Linked DNA regions of Homo sapiens: region 1 is linked to region 2. Evidence: chromatin loops called from intact Hi-C (ENCODE). Cell type or tissue: GM12878. All regions are shown on one strand. Links, peaks and the distances in the headings refer to the core of each region. The heading gives the core; the rest is flanking DNA.

What was found. Hi-C counts contacts between places; a loop is a spot of excess contacts. Peaks named below come from ENCODE experiments on the same cell type or tissue, not always from the same donor. Only the 100,000 strongest peaks of a DNase experiment are listed, where the experiment ranks them.
Region 1: a loop joins it to region 2, with 4 times the contacts of the local background. A loop is called at or near these places in 1 of 110 quality-filtered maps.

Annotation. Positions count from the first base shown.
Region 1 is chrX:123,931,626-123,941,883 of GRCh38, forward strand. No RefSeq gene overlaps it. Among named protein-coding and RNA genes, the nearest start is that of STAG2-AS1, 25 kb to the right of the region's middle. In GM12878, for the core only: no CTCF peak of the experiment used is centred there; no DNase peak of the experiment used is centred there.
Region 2 is chrX:123,780,757-123,791,014 of GRCh38, forward strand. It overlaps the pseudogene CHCHD2P1. Among named protein-coding and RNA genes, the nearest start is that of THOC2, 53 kb to the left of the region's middle. RefSeq lists an enhancer at 4,065-4,244. In GM12878, for the core only: no CTCF peak of the experiment used is centred there; a DNase peak (open chromatin) is centred at 4,265.

The sequences.
Region 1 (10,258 bases), core at 4,680-7,179, 150 kb after region 2:
GCTCACTGCAACCTCTGCCTCCTGGGATTACAGGCGCATGTCACCACACTTGGCTAATTTTTGTTTGTTCGTTTTTTGAGATGGAGTTTCGCTCTTGTTGCCAAGGCTGGAGTGCAATGGTGCTCACTGCAACCTCCTCCTCCCGGGTTCAAATGATTCTCCTGCCTCAGGCTCCCGAGTAGCTGGAATTATGGGCATGTGCCACCATGCCCAGCTAATTTTGTATTTTTAGTAGAGACGAGGTTTCTCCATGTTGGTCAGGCTGGTCTTGAACTCCTGAAATCAGGTGATCTGCCAGCCTCGGCCTCTCAAAGTGCTGGGATTACAGGCATGAGCCACTGTGCCCGGCCTTCTGGTGGAAGAACTTTCTAATCAGCAAAGCATTCAAGAGGTGACAGAGCATGAAAGTTTGGAAAATTTGCAGCCTGATGATACAGTAGAAAAGAAAAACCCATTTTCTGGGGAGAAATTCAAGCTGGCTGCAGAAATTTGCATAAGTAACCAGGAGCCAAATGTGAATCACCAAGACAATGGGGAAAATGTCTCCAGGGCACGTTAGAGACCTTCAAGACAACCCCTCCCATCACAGGCCTGGAGGCCTAGGAGGGAAAAATGGTTTCCTGGGGCAGGTCCAGGGCCCAGCTGCTGTGTGCAGCCTTGGGACTTGGTGCCCTATGTCCCAGCCACTCCACCCATGGCTAAAAGGGGCCGAGGTACAGCTCCAGCCATTGCTTCAGAGGGTGCAGGTCCCAACCCTTGGCAGCTTCCATGTGGTGTTGAGCTTGTGGGTGCATAGAAGTCAAAAACTGAGGTTGGGGAACCTCTGCCTACATTTCAGAGGATGTATGGAAATGCCTGGATGTTTATGCAGAATTTTGCTGCAGGAGTGGAGACTTCATGCAGAACCTCTGCTAGGGCAGTGTGGAAGGGAAATATGGGGTGGGATCCCCCACACAGAGTTCCCACTGGGGCACTGCCTAGTGGAGCTGTGACAAGAGGGCCACCATCCTCCAGACCCCAGAATGGTAGATCCATTGACAGCTTGCACCATATGCCTGGAAAAAGCTGCAGACCCTCAATGCCAGCCTATGAAAGCACCTGGGCGGGGGGGTGGGGGGCTATACCCTGCAAAGCCATGGGGGTGGAGCTGCCCAAGGCCATGGGAGCCCACTTCTTGCATCGGCATGACCTGGATGTGAGACATGGAGTCAAAGGAGATCATTATGGAACTGTAAGATTTAATGACTGCCTTATTAGATTTCGGACTTGCATGGGGCTTGTAGCCACATTTTAGTCAATTTCTGCCATTTGGAATGGGTGTATTTTTATTTTTTATTTTATTTATTTATTTATTTTTGAGACAGAGTTTCGCTCTGCCCAGGCTGGAGTACAATGGCGCAATCTCGGCTCACCGCAAACTCCACCTCCTGGGTTCAAGTGATTCTCCTGCCTTGGCCTCCTGAATAGCTGGGATTACAGGCATATGCCACCATGCCTGGCTAATTTTGTATTTTTAGTAGAGACAGTGTTTCTTCATGTTGGTCAGGCTGGTCTCAAACTCCCGACCTCAGGTGATCCACCCACCTCGGCCTCCCAAAGTGCTGGGATTACAGGTGTGAGCCACCGTGCCCCACCTGGAATGGGTGTATTTACCCAACACCTGTACTCCCACCATATCAGGGAAGTAACTAACTTGCTATTTTACAGGCTTCTAGGCGGAAGGGACTTGCCTTGTCTTAGATGAAACTTTGGACTTGGACTTTTGGGTTAGTGCTGGAATGAGTTAAGACTTTGGGGGACTCAGGACAGGTGTAGTGGCTCACGCCTGTAATCCCAGCACTTTGGGAAGCTAAGGCGGGCAGATCACCTAAGGTCAGGAGTTCAAGACTAGCCTGGCCAACATGGTGAAACTCCATCTTTACATAAAAATACAAAAAATTAGCCTGGCATGGTGGCACATGCCTGTAGTCCCAGCTACTTGGGAGGCTGAGGCAGGAGAATTGCTTGAACCCGGGAGGCAGAGGTTGCAGTGAACCGAGATCATGTCACTGGACTCCAGCCTGGGTGACACAGTGAGACCCTATCTCAAAAAAAAAAAAAAAGATTTTGGGGGACTGTTGGAAGGGTATGATTGTGTTTTGAAATGTGAGGACATGAGAGTTGGGAGGGGCCAGGGGCAGAAGGATATGGTTTTGCTTTGTGTCCCCACCCAAATCGTACATTGAATTGTAATAATCCTCATGTGTCAAGGCCGGGACCAGGTGGAGATAATTGAATCATGAGGGCAGTTCCCGCATGCTGTTCTTGTGATAATGAGTGAGTTCTCATGAGATCTGACAGTTTTCTAAGAGGCTTCCCACTTTGCTCGGCTCTCATTCTCTCTCCTGCCACCCTATGAAGAGGTGCTTCCTGCCATGATTGTAAGTTTCTTGAGGCCTCCCCAGCCCCACAGAACGGTGAGTCCATAAAACATTTGTTCTTTATAAATTACTCAGTCTCAGGTATTTCCTTATAGCAACGTGAGAATAGACTAATACACTTGGTTATAGTGGAAATCACATAAATTTTGCATCCTAATGGACCTGAGTTTTAATTCTGTCCCTGACCTCCTTGTACAAGTCATTTAAATTATCTAAACTTCAATTTTTTTCACCTATATCATGGAGATAATAATATATAATATCGAGATAATAATATGGGAGGTTTAAAGATAAGGTACTGGGCTGGGCACAGTGGCTCACACCTGTAATCCCGGCACTTTTGGAGGCCGAGGTGGGTAGATCACTTGAGGCCAGGAGTTCAAGACCATCTTGGCCAACATGGTGCAACCTCGTTTCTACTAAAAATACAAAAATTAGATGGGTGTGGTGGCGCATGCCTGTAGTCCCACAGCTACTCGGGAGGCTGAGGCAGGTGAATCACTTTAACCCAGGAGGTTGAGGCTACAGTGAGCTGTGATCGTGCCACTGCACTCCAGCCTGGATGACAGAGCAAGACTCTGTCAAAAAAAGATAAGGTACTGTATGTAGTCCAGTGCTTGACACAGAGTAAGTCTTCAAAAAATGGTAACTTTTGCCCTTTATATCTCAAAACTCCTCATTCCTTTACTATGTCTTTTCCCCTCCCTCCCTCCCTCCCTCCCTGGTCCAATGACAATCCCAGTACCTGGGATTCCTTCCTTCCTTCCTTTTTTTTTTTTTTTTGAGACAGGGTCTCCCTCTTTCACTCAGGCTGGAGTGCAGTGGCATGATCAGGGCTCCCTGCAGCCTCAACTTCCCAGACTCAAGTGATCCTTCCACCTCAGCCTCCCAAGTAGCTGGGACTACAGGCACGCACCATCACGCCTGGCTAATTTTTGTATTTTTTGTAGAGATGGGGTCTCGCTATGTTGTGATCTGTCTGCCTCAGCCTCCCAAAGTGCTGGGATTACAGACATGCACCATCTGCACCATCTTTCTTTCTCTTTCTCTCTCTTTATTTCTCTCTCTCTCTCTCTCTCTCTTTCCTTTCTCACTTTCTTGATGGGATCTCACTATGTTGCCCAGGCTGGCATTCAGTGGCTATTCATAGGCACAATCATAGCATGCTACAGCCTTGAATCCTGGGCTCAAGTGATCCTTCTGCTTCAGTCTCCCGAGTAGCTGGGACTACAGGCATGTGCCATTGTGCCTGGCATCAAAGCACTTTCATACACATTGTCACAAGATCAGTTAGGGATAGAGAAAGAAAATATACCATGCAAGGCTACAGGGTACTCTGGAGAAAGTGCTGGGCTTGAAATCAAACAGACCTGGGATGGAATTGGCTCCATTATTTCCCGAGATATATGACCAAAAGGAAATTCCCTTTACCTTAGAAAAAAATTTTTTTGGCCAGGCACGGTGGCTCACACCTGTAATCCCAGCACTTTGGGAGGCTGAGGCTGGTGGATCACATGAGGTCAGAAGTTTGAGATCAGCCTGGCCAACATGGTGAAACCCCCTCTCTACCAAAAAATACAAAAATTAGCTAGGTGTGGTGGCGGGCATCTGTAGTCCCAGTTACTTGGGAGGCTGAGGTGGGAGAATAGCTTGAGCCCAGGAGGTGGAGGTTGCAGTGAGCAGAGATCACACCACTGCCCTTCAGCCTGGGCAACAGAGTGAGACCCTGTCTCAAAAAAAAATTAATATAGGTTCTCACTATGTTGCCCAGATTAGTTTCTTTTGTGCAGTGGTGCTATCTGCAATCTCCGCCTCTTGAGGCTAGCCCGGCCAGCCCAGACTAGTTTCAAACTCCTGGGCTCAAGCAATTCTCCTGCCTCAGCCTCCTGAGTACCTGAGATTACAGACACATGCCACTGTGCCCCACTTTCCTTAACCTCTTTTTGAGCCTCAGTTTCCACATCTGTAAAATAGGGATAACAGTATCTAGTTACTAAATGAGGGATTTTGTGCACTTATACATAGGCCTAAAAACCAGTAAATGAGGCCGGGCGCAGTGGCTCACGCCTGTAATCCTAGCACTTTGGGAGGCAGAGGTGGGCGGATCACGAGGTCAGGAGTTCGAGACCAGCCTGGCCAATATGGTGAAACCCCATCTCTACTAAAAATACAAAAATTAGCCGGGTGTGGCGGCACACACCTGTAGTCCCAGCTACTTGGGAGGCTGAGGCAGAAGAATCACTCAAACCCCGGAGGTGGAGGTTGCAGTGAGCCAAGATCATGCCACTGCACTCCAGCCTGGGTGACAGAGCAAGGCTGTCTCAAAAAAAAAAAAAAAAAAAGAAAGAAAGAAAGAAAAAACATACAAACAAAGAAAAACGACAACAAGAAAAACAGTAAATGAGTATTTTGGCTGGGAGCAGTGGCTCCTGCTTGTAATCCAAGCACTTTGGGAGGCCAAGGTGGGAGGATCACTTGAGCCCAGGAGTTGGAGACCAGCCTGGAACCTCATCTCTAAAATAAATAAATAAATAAAAATAAAAGCTGGGAATGGTGGCACGTGCCTGTAGTCCCAAGTACTTGGGATGTTGAGGTGGGAGGATCACTTGAGCCTAGGAGGTCAAGGCTGCAGTGAGCCATAATTGTGCCACTGCACTCCAGCCTAGTTGACAGAGTGAGACCCTGTATCAAAAAACAAAACAAAAATGTAAATCAGTATTTCAATTTGTGAGCTCTGAAAAATCAAAGCTTGTGCTTATTTGTGAGCTCTGAAAAATCAAAGCTTGTGCTTATAAATGACAACTAAATTTAGGAGTCATAGGCACCACCAAAAAGCTCAAATAATCTTGTGTGATTCCAATGACTTTGAGAAGAAATTTTTGTATAAAACCTACGTAATGCTTTGAATTCCTTGGTTCAAGCAATCATCCTACCTCAGCCTCCCAAGTTTCTAGGACTACAGGCGTGGATCCCTACACCTGGTTAACTAAAAAAATATTTTGTAGAGATGGGGGTATTCCTATGTTGCCCAGGATGGTCTTGAACTCGTGGCTTCAATCATCCTCTTGCCTCAACCTTTCAAGTAGCTGGGATTATAGCCGCATGCCACTATGCCCAGCTCCAAAATCTACTTTCTTTTTTTTTTTTTTTTGAGACGGAGTCTCACTCTGTTGCCCAGGCTGGAGTGCAGTGGCGTGATCTCGGCTCACTGCAAGTTCCACCTCCCGGGTTCACGCCATTCTCCTGCCTCAGCCTCCCGAGTAGCTGGGACTACAGGCGCCCGCCACCACACCCGGCTAATTTTTTTGGTATTTTTTTTTAGTAGAGATGGGGTTTCACCGTGTTAGCCTGGATGGTCTCAGTCTTCTGACCTCATGATCTGCCAGCCTCGACCTCCCAAAGTGCTAGGATTACAGGCGTGAGCCACCGCGCCTGGCCCAAAATCTACTTTCTTATTCCTAAGGTGGCTTCAATGGTGCCTGGATACTGTAAACAGGGTTACCAATTAGTGCACTGACAGAAATTAGACGCTGGATTTGCAGAAGTGAGTTGTGAACCCTGAATTATGTCAAATCCCTCCAAACTACAGCCTCTCTGCAAAGCCCTGTTTGGGTGGGTAGCTGGTCTCTTAGTGTGTCTATCCATAGGCTCTCCATCAAAAGGTAGCAATTCAGCCGGGCATGGTAGCTTACGCCTGTAATCCCAGCACTTTGGGAGGCTGATGGGGTCGGATCACAAGGTCAGGAGTTCAAGACCAGCCTGGCCAACATGGCGAAACCCCGTCTCTACTAAAAATACAAAAATGTGGTGGGCGCCTGTAATCCCAGCTACTTGGGAGGCTGAGGCAGGAGAATCGCTTCAACCCGGGAGGCAGAGGTTGCAGTGAGCCAAGATCGTGCCATTGCACTCCAGCCTGGGCGACTAGAGCAAGATTCCGTCTCAAAAAAAAAAAAGAAAAAAAAAAGTAACAATTCACAAGTTTACACACAAAGAAAAAAGACTAACTTAAAATGTTACATTCAGTTTTTATTAAACTAGTTGTCTCCTATTGAAAGAATTACATACATTGCACTTCTAGGTAGAGAAACACACCCACAGGTACACAAGGATGTTTACTATAGAACGGTTGTTAGCTGTGAAAAATAAACAATTTCTGTGTCTATCAGTGGGGGAATGACTAAATAAAATGTAGCTCATTCATGTAATAGAACACTATACAGTAGTTAATAATCATGAAGTATTATATGTATCAACAGGGATAAATCTCTAAAACATAATGTTGAATGAAAAGCACATGTCACAAAAGGGTATGTACAGTATGACACGATTTATGTCAAACACTATGATACAATACTATGTTCTATACTTTAGGCTTATAAACAAATTGGTATGTATGTATGTATTTATTTATTTATTGAGATGGAGTTCCACTCTTGTTGCCCAGGCTGGAGTGCAGTGCCACAATCTTGGCTCACTGCCACCTCTGCCTCCCGGGTTCAAGTGATTCTCCTGTCTCAGCCTCCCGAGTAGCTGGGATTACAGGTGCCCGTCATCATACCCACCTACGCAAATTAGTATTTAAAATACCAATTCTATGCCTACTTAAGTAGAAGTATTTAAAATATTTGTCGGGAAGGATGTGTACCAACCTAAAAAATGATTATCTATGGAAAGAAGGGAAAGAAGCAGGTTGGGATGGTGGCCAAGGGGACTGTGATGGTTAATTTTTTTTTTTTTTTTGAGACGGAGTCTCACTCTATTGCCCATGCTGGAGTGCAGTGGCATGACCTCGGCTCACCGCAACCTCCACCTCCCAGGTTCAAGTGATTCTCCTGCCTCAACCTCCCAAGTAGCTGGGACTACAGGCGTGCAACACCATGCCCAGCTATTTTTTTTTTTTTTTTTGTATTTTTAGTAGAGACGGGGTTTTGCCATGTTGGCCAGGTTGCTCTCGAACTCCTGAACCCAGGTGACCTGCCCGCATTGGCCTCCCAAAGTGCTGGGATTACAGGAGTGAGCCACCAAGCTCGGCCAGTGATGGTTAATTTTATGTGCAAACTTGATTGGGTCAAAGTGTACCTAGATATTTGGTCAAACATTATTCTTGGTGTGTCTGTGAGGGTGTTTTTGGAGGAGATTAACATTTGAATTGGTAGACTGAGTAAAGCAGATGGCCCTCCCCAGTGTGGGTGGGCCTCATATAATCAGTTGAAGGCCTGAATAGAACAAAAAGGCTGACCCTCTCAAGAGTAACGGGTAGTTCCTACTACTTGACTGCTTGAACTGAGACATTGGTCTTTTTCTGCCTTTGGACTCAAACGGAAATATTAGCTCTTGTTGGGTCTTGTGCTGGCTCTCAGAGTGGAACCACACCATTGACTCACCTTGGTCTCCAGCTTGCCAACTGCAGATCTTTGGACTTTTCAGCCTCCATGATCACGTGAGCCAATTCCTTAACACACACACACACACACACACACACACACACACACACACACACACAGTGGTTCTGTTTCTCTGGGGAATCATGACTAATACAAAGACTTTAGCTTCATCTTTTTAATGTTCTGATTTTTTTTTTTTTTTTGAGACAGAGTCTCGTTCTGTCACCCAGGCTGGAGTGCAGTGGCATGATCTCGGCTCACTGCGAACTCTGCCTGCCGGGTTCACGCCATTCTCCTGCCTCAGCCTCCCAAGTAGCTGGGACTACAGGTGCCTGCCACCACGCCCGGCTAATTTTTTGTATTTTTAGTAGTTTCACTGTGTTAGCCAGGATGGTCTTGATCTCCTGACCTCGTGATCCGCCCGCCTCGGCCTCCCAAAGTGCTGGGATTACAGGTGTGAGCCACTGTGCCTGGCCAATGTTCTGATTAAAAAAACATTTTTTGGGGGGGGGTACAGGGTCTTGCTCTGTTGCCCAGGCTGGAGTGCAGTGGCATGATCAGGGCCCAGTGCAACCTCAACCTCCCAGGCTCAAGCGATCCTCTTACCTCAGCCCCCCTGAGTAGCTGGAACTACATGCGCCACCACACGTATCTAATTTTTTTGAATTTTGATAGAGACGAGGTCTCACAATGTTGCCCATGCTGGTCTTGAACTCCTGAGCTCAAGCAATCCTCCCACATCAGCCTCCCAAAGTGTGGAGATTACAGGTGTGAGCCACTGTGCCTGCCCTATTCTGACTTTTTTTTTTTTTTTTTTTTTTGAGGCGAAGTCTCACTTCCCCAGGCTGGAGTGCAGTGGCGCTATCTAGGCTCACTGCAACCTCCGCCTCCTGGGTTCAAGCGATTCTCCTGCTGCGGCCCCTTGAGTAGCTGGGATTACAGACGCCTGCCTCCACGCCTGGCTAATTTTTGTATTTTTAGTAGAGATGGGGTTTCACCATGTTGGCCAGGCTGGTCTAGAACTCCTGACCTCAGGTGATCCACCTGCCTTGGCCTCCCAAAGTGCTGGGATTACAGGCATGAACCACCATGCCCGGCCAATTCTGACTTTTTAAAAGGAGAATGGATTCATGTATTACATTTATTATTAACTCTATCTTCAGAGAACCAAAATATGTCAAGCCTGTATTGTTATTCCCAGGTAAGATATAATGAAACTGAAAGGTTAAATGATTGTCCCAGTCTTTCCCCTTAGCTCTCCCTGACACATTCACAGGGAAGTTGCAAAGACAAATGCAGCATTATAATATAAAAGTATTTGGAACTCCTTGTTAACACATAGAAATATAAGGTATTGTCATTTCCTGATTTTTCCTTCTCACCTTCTTTTCTTAGATATTCCACACCAAAGGAGTGAGCTCACACACATTGAGGAAGACAGTGGAGGCAACAAATGTCTCATAAACATGGGAATTAACTCCATGTTACTTTCAAGGTTTGAGGATGTGCCAAAAGTTGTCTGACCCTCGGAGCATGGAGTGAATACGACTTTGGAAATCATTGAGAATCAATGCTTTAGAAACATAATTTATGGGCACAGTAGCTAGACAGCAACATTTGCAGTGGAAAATTCCTCTAACTCCCAGGTTAAAGGATGGGGATAATTATTCTGGAGAAGAAAAATGTACTTTGAAATATGTAAGAGGAAGGCAGAAAAAATTTAAAAGGGGGGAAAACTTTATGTGAATATGTGAATATTTATAAAATCCTGAAGTCTCTTGACTGTATTTTTGAGGAAAAGCATATTGACCTGAAATCTATTTGGGAGACTTTCTATTTTACTTAAACAGAGAAAAAGGAATAAAGGTGGTTCTGTTATCAACAGTGTTTTAAAACCCTCTTTCCACCAAATTAAGAAAAAGCTACTGCATCTTAGATCTCAGAAGGTCTTGTGTAACTACTTGAATCTGTAAACAGGGAAGTGGAACAGTCTCCATACCCTTCCCCCTTACTCCAAATCAATTGTTTGAACTTTATTTTTATTTATTTATTTATTTATTTATTTTTGAAACAGAGTCTCACTCTGTCGCCTGCACTATGCCCAGCTAATTTTTTGTATTTTTAGTAGAGACGGGGTTTCACCATGTTGGCCAGGCCACTCAGAACTCCTGACCTCGTCATTCGCCCACCTTGGCCTCGCAAAGTGCTGGGATTATAGGCGTGAGCCACTGTGCCTGGCCTGTTTGACCTTTAAATTAATAATGTTGTATTAGTTGTTACACGAAATGCCCTATTATACAAGTAGAATTATTCATCTTATCAAACTTGGTAGTTTATCAGGATACTTCTGAAAGCTGTTTTCAGAATTTTTCCTTTTCCCTGATTAAGTATGGCTTTCTTTAAGCAATGTACTTTATTTATTTATTTATTTATTGAGATGGAGTTTCCCTAGGT
Region 2 (10,258 bases), core at 3,240-5,739:
TGTCCACCAGCCAAAGGGGACTCCTAGTGCAAATTACACTCTTGTGCAGAGAGAACTCAAAGGACTACACTCTGGAATATGGAAACAAAAAATTCCTCAAGCTTTGTTTCCAGACCACTAATGCTTTCAGGTGAGTCATGACTAAGGCAAGCTTAGAGAGAGGCCAGAAACCCAGAGAGGTTAGCATAGCATGCAGGGATAGCTTTTAACCTTAAGGTGTTTGACCATTCCAAAGAGGTATGTGAGAAGCTGAGCTGCTCATTTGTTGGTTTATGGGGCTGGGGGACAAAAGGTGGAATCTAAGGTGTACTGTTCCCTGCTTTGGGTTTGGAAACTAGATAGCTACACCCTAGTAGTAAGGACGAACCAGAAGTAAATTAGCCTTCATGACCTCTATAGATCAGATTTATCATTTGAATGGCCCACAAAATACCAAGATTTAAACTTGGAATAAGGTAATCCCGTACTCTTCCCATACTATTAGTGCCCCAGGCACTTGGTAAGGAACAAAAAAATCCTTTCTGGGAAAAGATAATATTATTCCAAGTCTCAAATTATTTCTATAAATAATTCTTCAGGACCGGGCACAGCGGCTCACACCTGTAATCCCAGCACTTTGGAAGGCCAAGGCGGGTGGGTCACCGGAGGTAAGGAGTTCGATACCAGCCGGGCCAACATGGTGAAACCCCATCTCTACTAAAAATACAAAAATTAGCTGGGTATGTTGGCAGGCACCTGTAATCCCAGCTATTCGGGAAGCTGAGGCAGGAGAATTGCTTGAACCCAGGAGATGCAGTTGCAGTGAGTCAAGATCGCGCCACTGCACTCCAGCCTGGGCGACAAAAGCAAGACTCCATCTCAATAATAATAATAACAATAATTCTTCAAATAGGATATCCAACACATAACTAAGGATAATCAGGGGCCAGATGTGGTGGCTTACGCCTGTAATCCCAACACTTTGGGAGGCTGAGGTGGGCAGATCACGAGGTCAGGAGTTCGAGACCAGCCTGGCCATCATGGTGAAACCCCCGTCTCTACTAAAAATACAAAATTTAGCTGGGCGTGGTGGTGGGTACCAGTAATCCCAGCTACTTGAAAGGCTGAGGCAGGAGAATCATTTGAACTCGGGAGGCGGAGGTTGCAGTAAGCTGAGATCGTGCCATTGCACTCCAGCTTGGACAACAGGACGAGACTCCGTCTCAAAAAATAAATAAATAAATAAATAAATAAATAAATAAATAAATAACCAGAGCCAGGCACAGTGGCTCGTGCCTGTAATCCCAGCACTTTCAGGAGGCCGGGGAGGTGGCTCACTTGAGGTCAGGAGTTCAAGACCAGCACACCTGCAGTCCCAGCTACTCAGGAGGCTGAGGCATGAAAATTGCTTGAGCCTAGGAGGCAGAGGTTGCAGTGAGCCGAGATTGAGCCACTGCGCTCCATCGTGGGCAACAGAGTGAGACTCTCTCAAAAGAAAAAAGAAAAAAGATAACGAGACACACAGTGAGAGACAACAAAGATTGAGCAAGAAGCATCAGAAACAACAGACAATACAAATACATCTGCCATCCACTATGACTCTAGATACTGTTAAAACCCCTATTTAAATACTCCTTAAGGAATTAGAAACTGTAAGGTGATACTACAGATTTGAAAACAAACAAACCAACTGGCTGGGCGCATTGGCTCACGCCTGTAATCCCAGCACTTTGGGAGGCGAAGGCAGCAGGTGGATCACCTGAGGTCAGGAGTTCGAGACCAGCCTGGCCAACATGGTGAAACCCCATCTCTACTAAAAATACAAAAATTAGCCAGGTATGGTGGCACATGCCTGTGGTCCCACCTACTTGGGAGGTTGAGGTGGGAGGAGGATCACTTGAGCCCAGGAGGTTGAGGCTACAATGAGCCATGTTTGTACCACTGCACTCCAGGCTGGGCAACAGGGCAAGACCCTGTCTCAAAAAAGAAAAAGAAAAACTGTCAGTAGTAATAAAGTAGAATTTATTTAATCTTATAAAATAGCAAAATGGAATTTCCTTAATCTTAAAAGAAACCTAAAGCAAGCATCAAACTTAAAGAATAAATATTAAAAGCTTTCCCCTATTAATGAGGAATGAGACAATGATATCCATTATCACTATTTCTATTCAATATTTTACTAGGCACAAAACAGCAATAAAAAATAAAAAAATTAAAGGTAAAAATATTAAAGATTAGGGCTGGGCGCAGTGGCTCATGCTTGTAATCCCAGCACTTTGGGAGGCAGAGGCGGATGGATCCCTTGAGGTCAGGAGTTCGAAACCAGCATGACCAACATGGCGAAATTCCTCTACTAAATACAAAAAATTAGCCAGGCTTGATGGCGGGCGCCTGTAATCCCAGCTACTTGGGAGGCTAAAACAGGAGAATCCCTTGAACCCGGGAGGCAGGAGTTGCAGTGAGCTGAGATTGTGCCATTGCACTACAGCCTGGGCAACAAGCGCAAAACCTCGTCTCAAAAAAAAAAAAAAAAAAGAAAAAAAGAAAAAGAAAAAAGAAAAAGTACAGTAAATTATTATAATTAATTAGAGAGTTTAGCAAATTGCTGGATACAAAATTAGCATTCAAAAATAAATTATAGAAGTATTATAGAAGTAAATATTTGTGATCCTGGGATAGGAAATAGTTTCTTAGATAGAGCATCAAAAACACAAATGACAAAAGAAAAAAATAGATAAATAGGGCTTCATAAAAATTTAAAATTTTTGTACACCATAAGTCACCATCAAGAAAGTAAAAAGACAACCTACAGAATGGGAGAAAATATTTGCAAACCATATATCTGACAAGGGACTTTTATCTAGAATGTATAACCTTAACATTCAATAATCTTTAAAAAAAAAAAAGCCCAATTTGTTTTTTTGTTTTTTTTTTTGTTTGTTTTTTGTTTTTTGTTTTTTTTTGAGACGGAGGCTCACTCTGTCACCCAGGCTGGAGTGCAGTGGTGCGATCTCAGCTCACTGCAAGCTCCGCCTCCCAGGTTCACGCCATTCTCCTGCCTCAGCCTCCCGAGTAGCTGGGACTACAGGCGCCTGCCACCACGCCCAGCTAATTTTTTGTATTTTTAGTAGAGATGGGGTTTCACCGTGTTAGCCAGGATGGTCTCGATCTCCTGACCTCTTGATCTGCCCACCTTGGCCTCCCAAAGTGCTGGGATTACAGGTGAGAGCCACCACGCCCAGCCAAAAAAAAAAGCCCAATTTTCAAAAAGGGGCAAAGGGGCCGGGCACGGTGGCTCACGCCTGTAATCTCAGCACTTTGGGAGGCCAAGGCAGGGGGATCAGGAGGTCAGGAGTTCGAGACCAGCCTGGCCAAAGCGACCAGCCTGGCCAACATGGTGAAACCCTGTCTCTACTAAAAATACAAAAATTAGCCGGGCATGGTGGCAGTACCTGTAATCCCAGCTACTCGGGAGGCTGAGGCAGGAGAATTGCTTGAACCCAGGAGGCAGAGGTTGCAGTAAGCTGAGATTGCCCCATTGCACTCCAGCCTGGGCAACAGAGTGAGACTCCTACTCAAAAAAAAAAAAAAAAAAAAGTTGGCGGATGCGGGGACAGCAAAGGGCTTAAGTAGACATTTCTTCAAAGAAGATATACAAATGGCTGATAAAGACATTTAAAGATATTCAGGGCCAGACGTGGTGGCCCACATCTATAATCCCAGCACTTTGGGCTGCCAACGTGGGAGGATATCTTGAGCCCAGGAGTTCACGACCAGCCTGGGCAACATAGTGAGACTATCTCTACATAAAAACAAAAAATAAGGCTGGGCATGGTTGCTCACACCTGTAATCCCAGCAATTTGGGAGGCCGAGGCAGGCAGATCACCTGAGGTCAGGAGTTTGAGACCAGCCTGGCCAACGTGGCAAAACGCTGTCTCTACTAAAAACTACAAAAATTAGCCTGGCATGGTGGCGGGCGCCTGTAATCCCAGCTACTTGGGAGGCTGAGACAGGAGAATCGCTTGAACTTGGGAGGCCGAGGTTGCAGTGAGCCGAGATTGAGCCATTGCACTCCAGCCTGGGTGACAGAGCAAAACTCCATCTCAAAAATAAATGACTAAATAAAATAAAGATGTTCAACATCACTAATCACTAAGGAAATGCAAACCAAAACCACGAGATACCATTTTACATGCAGAAGAATGGCTATAATTTTAGAAAGATAGAGTTTCACAAGTCTAGACGCTGAGCCGCAGCACATTTGCAACGTCACGTGGAAGCTGAAACTGCACCTCCCACGTGGCCCCTCTAGCCAGCTGAGAACCTCAGATAAGAACTACACCCAGGCCAGCACCAGCAGCTCAGCCACTAGCAGCAGCCCCACCCTCTGCAGCTGGCTCTCCTGCTGCTGCACTCCGCGGCAGCCAGGTCTGATGGCCCGGGCGGCAATCACTGCAGCTGGCATGGCTGTGGACTCTGCTGTGGGGCACATACTGGGTCATGCCATCAGTGGGAGCTTCAGTGGAGTAAATAATGCTGAGCCCCCAAGTGGTGACATCACTTACCAGAAGCCTCAGGGAACCCACCCGGCACAGCAGCAGTAGGCTTTCTTGTATGAGATAAAATGGTTTTTGGAATGTGCCCAGAATCAGGGAGACATAAAGTTCTGTGAGGGTTTCCATGAGGTGGTGAAACAGTGCAGACTTGCAAATGGATTTATCTAATCAAGAAGTTCAAATTGAAGAAATGGAAAATCAGCTCTCACAACTAAGTTAATTTAGCATAAAAACATAATTGATAGCCGGGCGTGGTGGCTCACGCCTGTAATCCCAGCACTTTGGGAGGCCGAGGCAGGCGGATCACCTGAGGTGGGGAGTGCGAGACCAGCCTAACCAACATGGAGAAACTCCGTCTCTACTAAAAAAAAAAAAAATACGAAAAATGAGCCGGGCGTGCTGGCGCATGCCTGTAATCCCAGCTACTCGGGAGGCTGAGGTAAGAGAATCACTTGAACCCAGGAGCTGCAGGTTGTGGTGAACCGAGATCATGCTATTGCACTCCAGCCTGGGCAACAAGAGCAAAATCTGTCTCAAAAAAAAAAAGTATATATATAATATATATTTAATAGTGAAGGTATAAAGTGTAAAACCGTCAGTGAAACCAATCCTCTGTCATTCATTACTTTCTTGCTTCAGAATTGCAATAGAAGAGGGTGTTCTTATTTGGTAGAATTTCATTAAGATAGTATAGAATTTGGGGCGTGTCAAATGTTTGTGTGGCCTCCTTAAACCAGCTGTTGTAATTTTTTTGTTTTGTTTTGTTTGTGAGTTAATTAGAATAAAGTGATTTTCTTTGCCCAAAAAAGACAATAACAAGTGTTGCTGAGAATGTGGAGAAATGGGAAACTTTACATATTGTTGATGAGAATGTGAAATAATCCAGCTACTTTGGAAAAAATGGAAACAATCTACATGTCCATCAACTAATGAATGAATAAACAAAATGTGATATATTTATACCAAATATTCCACTTATTCCATTAAATGGAATATTATTTGGCCATATAAAAGAATGAAGTACTGATACATGCTACAACATGGATGAATCTCAAAGAAATTATGCTAAGTGAAAGAATCAGTCACAAAAGACCACATATTATATAGTTCCATTTATTTGAAATATGAGGCAGAAATTGTGAGAGAAGAGTCTTCTCTTCTCTCATGATAATACCACATAGGGTTCACACTCTGAAGAAAGTCCCACCCTAATTAAAACTAAGAACGAGTTTGAGACCTGATGGATCAGAGCACTAAGAATCAAAAGGAAGGGCGTTATTTGTTTTTTGTTTTTGTTTTGAGACAGAGTTTCACTCTTGTTGCCCAGGCTGGAGTGCAATGGCTCGATCTCAACTCACTGCAACCTCTGCTTCCTGGGTTCAAGCCATTCTCCTGTCTCAGCCTCCCGAGTAGCTGGGATTATAGGCATGTGCCACCACGCCCGGCTAATTTTGTATTTTTAGTAGAGAACAGGTTTCACCATGTTGGCCAGGCTGGTCTTGAACTCCTGACCTCAGAAGATCCACCCACCTCGGCCTCCTAAAGTGTTGGGATGACGGGCGTGATCCATTGCACCTGGCCGGAAAGGTGTTATTTGAAAGATGTGTTGGCCGGGTGTAGTGGCTCACGCCTGAAATCCCAGCACTTTGTGAGGCTGAGGCAGGTGGATCACCTGAGGTCAAGAGTTCAAGACCTGCCTGGACAACATGGTGAAATCCCGTCTGTACTAAAAATACAAAAATTAACTGAGCCTGGTGGTGCACGCCTGTAGTCCCAGCTGCTCAGGAGGCTGAGGCAGGAGAATCACTTGAATCTGGGAGGCAGAGTTTGCAGTGAGCCATAATCGTGCCACTGCACTCCAGCCTGGGCAACAGAGAAAGACTCCATCTCAAAAAGAAAGAAAGAAAGATGCGTAAAAAAAAAAAAAGGAAGAAGCCTAAAAATTGCACAGTACAAGAGACAGTAGTCTTGTGAAGGCAAGACATGAAGAAGTAGCCATTGGAGGAATAGCATTCAGAAGATCAAATGATCCTTCCCTCCAAAAGTATAATTTATTAGAGACACTATACTTTATTGTATCAACAGAAGAGGGTGCTCTTGAGCCAATAAACCAAATAAGGTATCTGAATCCTTTTCTTCATATAGAATCAATCAAAACATTATCACCGAATCAGGAAAATCCAGGATACTTTACAATAATCAGAAAATGATTATCTTCACAGAATTACTATAAGGGGGTAAAAAAGCAAGAACCAGAACTTTTCAGCTGATGAAAATAAATATCCTCCAAAAAAAAGACAAGAATAGTAAAGCAGAGAAAAACATAAATATAATTAAACAAGCAATTGCAGATATGAAAGACTACTGCGAATCAAAAATTTAAGGCTGGGCACAGTGGCTCACACCTATAATCCTAGCACTTTGGGATGCTGAGGCGGGTGGATCGTTTGAGCCCAGGAGTTCTAGACCAGCCTGGCCAACATGGTAAAACCCCATCTCTACTAAAAGTACAAAAATTAGCCGGGTGTGGTGGCGTGCACCTGTAATCCCAGCTACTCGGGAGGCTGAGGCAGGAGAATTGCTTGAGCCTGGGAAGTGGAGGCTGTAGTGAGCCAAGATTGTGCCACTGCACTCCAGCCTGGGTGAGAGAGCTAGACTCTGTCTCAAAACACACACACACACACACACACACACACACAATAGAAACAAACAACAGGAACATGTGGCATGCTGACTGAACTCAGGAAAGAAATTGCAGAAAAAGACGAAATCATCTCAGAAGAGAAAACTAAATTACAAGGTGCCCAAGGGAGAATTGGTGTCATTGAAAAATGCCATAAAAGGAAAGAAAGAATGTGAATAAAAAAGAACCAAGACAACCAAAACAAATTAAAGGGGCAAAGAGTAAACTGACAGTCTCGCTCGGTCTCCAGGCCGGAGTGCAGTGGCGTGATCTCGGCTCACTGAAACCTCCACCTCCCAGGTTCAAGCAATTATCCTGCCTCAGCCTCCCGAGAAGCTAGGATTACAGGCGAGAGCCACCACGCCCACTCAATTTTTGTGTTTTTAGTAGAGTTGGGATTACAGGCGTGAGTCACCGAGCCTGGCCTGAAAGCTCTTAAGAAAAAAAAAAAAAAAAAAACAGCCGGGCACGGTGGCTCACGTCTGTAATCCCAGCATTTTGGGAGGCCAAGGTGGGCAGATCACCTGAGGTCAAGAGTTCAAGATCAGCCTGACCAACATGGAGAAACCCCATCTCTACTAAAAAAAAAAAATACAAAATTAGCCGGGCGTGGTGGCGCATACCTGTAATCCCAGCTACCCGGGAGGCTGAAGCAGGAGAATTGCTTGAACCCAGCGGATGGAGGTTTCAGTGAGCTGAGATCGTGCCACTGCACTCTGGCCTGGGCAATAGAGTGAGACTCTGTCTCAAAAAAACAAAAACAAAACAAACAATGGAACAGAACTGTTATAATATTTAAAATTATAACTTAAACAAAACTTTCTAGAAATAAAGCAACATCCACTTCTACATATTTAAAGATCCTGCTGTGTACTTGAGGATACTGACAATCAACTCTGAGACATAGCTCAGTAAAACAGACAATAGTGATTAGAAAAAAAATCCTTTGACTCTATAGGCAAAATAAACAAATAAAACACTCAAGTGACCTACAGGAAAAGAAAATCAGTTGGCATCAAACTACTTGACAGAATTATAGAAAGTAAGATAACAGTGAAGAAACCTCTTGAAGAAACTCAAGCTTTTAAAAAGTCTGAGTTTCAGAAGACTCAGACATATCAGAGAAAAAAAAGAAAAAAAGTGTGAGCCAAAGATTCCATCTTTAAACTTTCAAGAACTCAAGTAATTTTGTATTCAAGGACTCTTTCTGAGGATTCTACTAGGGGTCAAGTTTCATACAACTAAAAGATGATTGCAAAATTTTAGCCAAAAAAACAGATCTTAAGGATTGAACATGTTCAATTATATAAATCTAAGACTAAAACAAATGTAAGAATAAGTGCTGACGAATGCTCTCTGGCAAAGTAGAAATACAATTAAAAATGGGAGCAAAGAAGAAATGTAGAAGAATAAGCTCAATGATTACGCACAGGTAAAAGGTGAAAGTTAAAGCATGTCGTTTAAACAAGCAAACCAGCCTGGCACAGCGGATCACGCCTGTAATTCCAGCACTTTGGGAATCCGAGGCCAGAGGATCACTTAAGCCTGAGTCCAGGTGTTCAAGACCAGCCTGGGCAATGTAGCAAGACCTCTATCTCTTAAAAAAAAAATTAATAAAAAAAAATAAACTAGGAAACCAAATAGTAAAAACCTAGGTAAGAAAAATGAGGGCTGGCTGGGCGCAGTGGCTCACGCCTGTAATCCCAGCACTTTGGGAGGCTGAGGCGGGCGGATCACCTGCGGTCAGGAGTTCGAGACCAGCCTGGCCAACATGATGAAACCCTGTCTCTACTAAAAATACAAAAAAATTAGCCAGGCATGGTGGCAGGTGCCTGTAATCCCAGCTACTCGGGAGGCTGAGGCAGGAGAATGGCTTGAATCCTAGAGGCGGAGGTTGCAATGAGTCGAGATCGAGCCATTGCACTCCAGCCTGGGTGATAAGAGTGAAACTCTGTCAAGAAAGAAAGAAACAAAAAAGAAAGAAAGAAAAGAAAAAGAAAGAAAGAAAGAAGGAAAGAAAGGAAGGAAGGAAGGAAGGAAGGAAAGAAAAAGAAAGAAAGAAAGAAGGAAAGAAAGGAAGGAAGGAAGGAAGGAAAGAAAGAAAGAAAGAAAGAAAGAAAGAAAGAAAGAAAGAAAGAAAGAAAAAGAAAGAAAGAAAGAAAGAAAAAAGAAAGAAAGAGAAAGAAAGAAGAAAAATGAGGGCTAAGAGCTGAGACCCTTAGCTATGCTAGTATCGACCACCTCATCTATCCTAGTGATGGCATCATGTAAGCCTGTTCATGCTCTGACCCTTGTGGTTTCCCTTTTTTTTTTGAGACGGAGTTTCACTCTGTCATCCAGGCTGGAGTGCAGTGACGCGATCTCGGCTCACTGCAACCTCTACCTCCTGGGTTCAAGCCATTCTCCTGCCTCAGCCTCCTGAATAGCTGAGACTACAGGCATGTGCCACCACACCCTGCTACCCGGCCAATTTTTTTTTTTCCCATCACCACGTCCAGCTAATTTTTGCATTTTTAGTAGAGACTGGGTTTCACCACATTGGCCAGGCTGGTCTCGAACTCCTGATCTCAGGTGATCTGCCTGCGTGGGCATCCCAAAGTGCTGGGATTACAGGTGTGAGTCACCGCACCTGGCCAAGATTTTTGTTTAAATTCTAAATAGTAACCGTTTGCTTTAGGGCTTACTCAGTTGCTTTTTGCTACTCAAGCCATGGAAGAGCAGACAGGAGGCTGTTCAGAAAAAAATGTATACTAAAGGATGACGTTGGCTTTTTGTTTAAAGTCTGTTTTTTCTCATGTTAACACAATATCCATCTGGGCCTGTTTTACTAAGGTTTTTAAAAACTATTATCATAAATAAACATTGAACTTATCAGATGCCTTTTTTGGCATATATCAAGAGGATCATGTAGTTTTCTACCTTTCATCTATTAATATAATACTATACAATTAATATAGTTCATTATACTGAACCATCTCTTACATTTCTGGAATGAATTCCACTTGGCCATGGTTAATGCACAACTTTTGTTATTGTTGT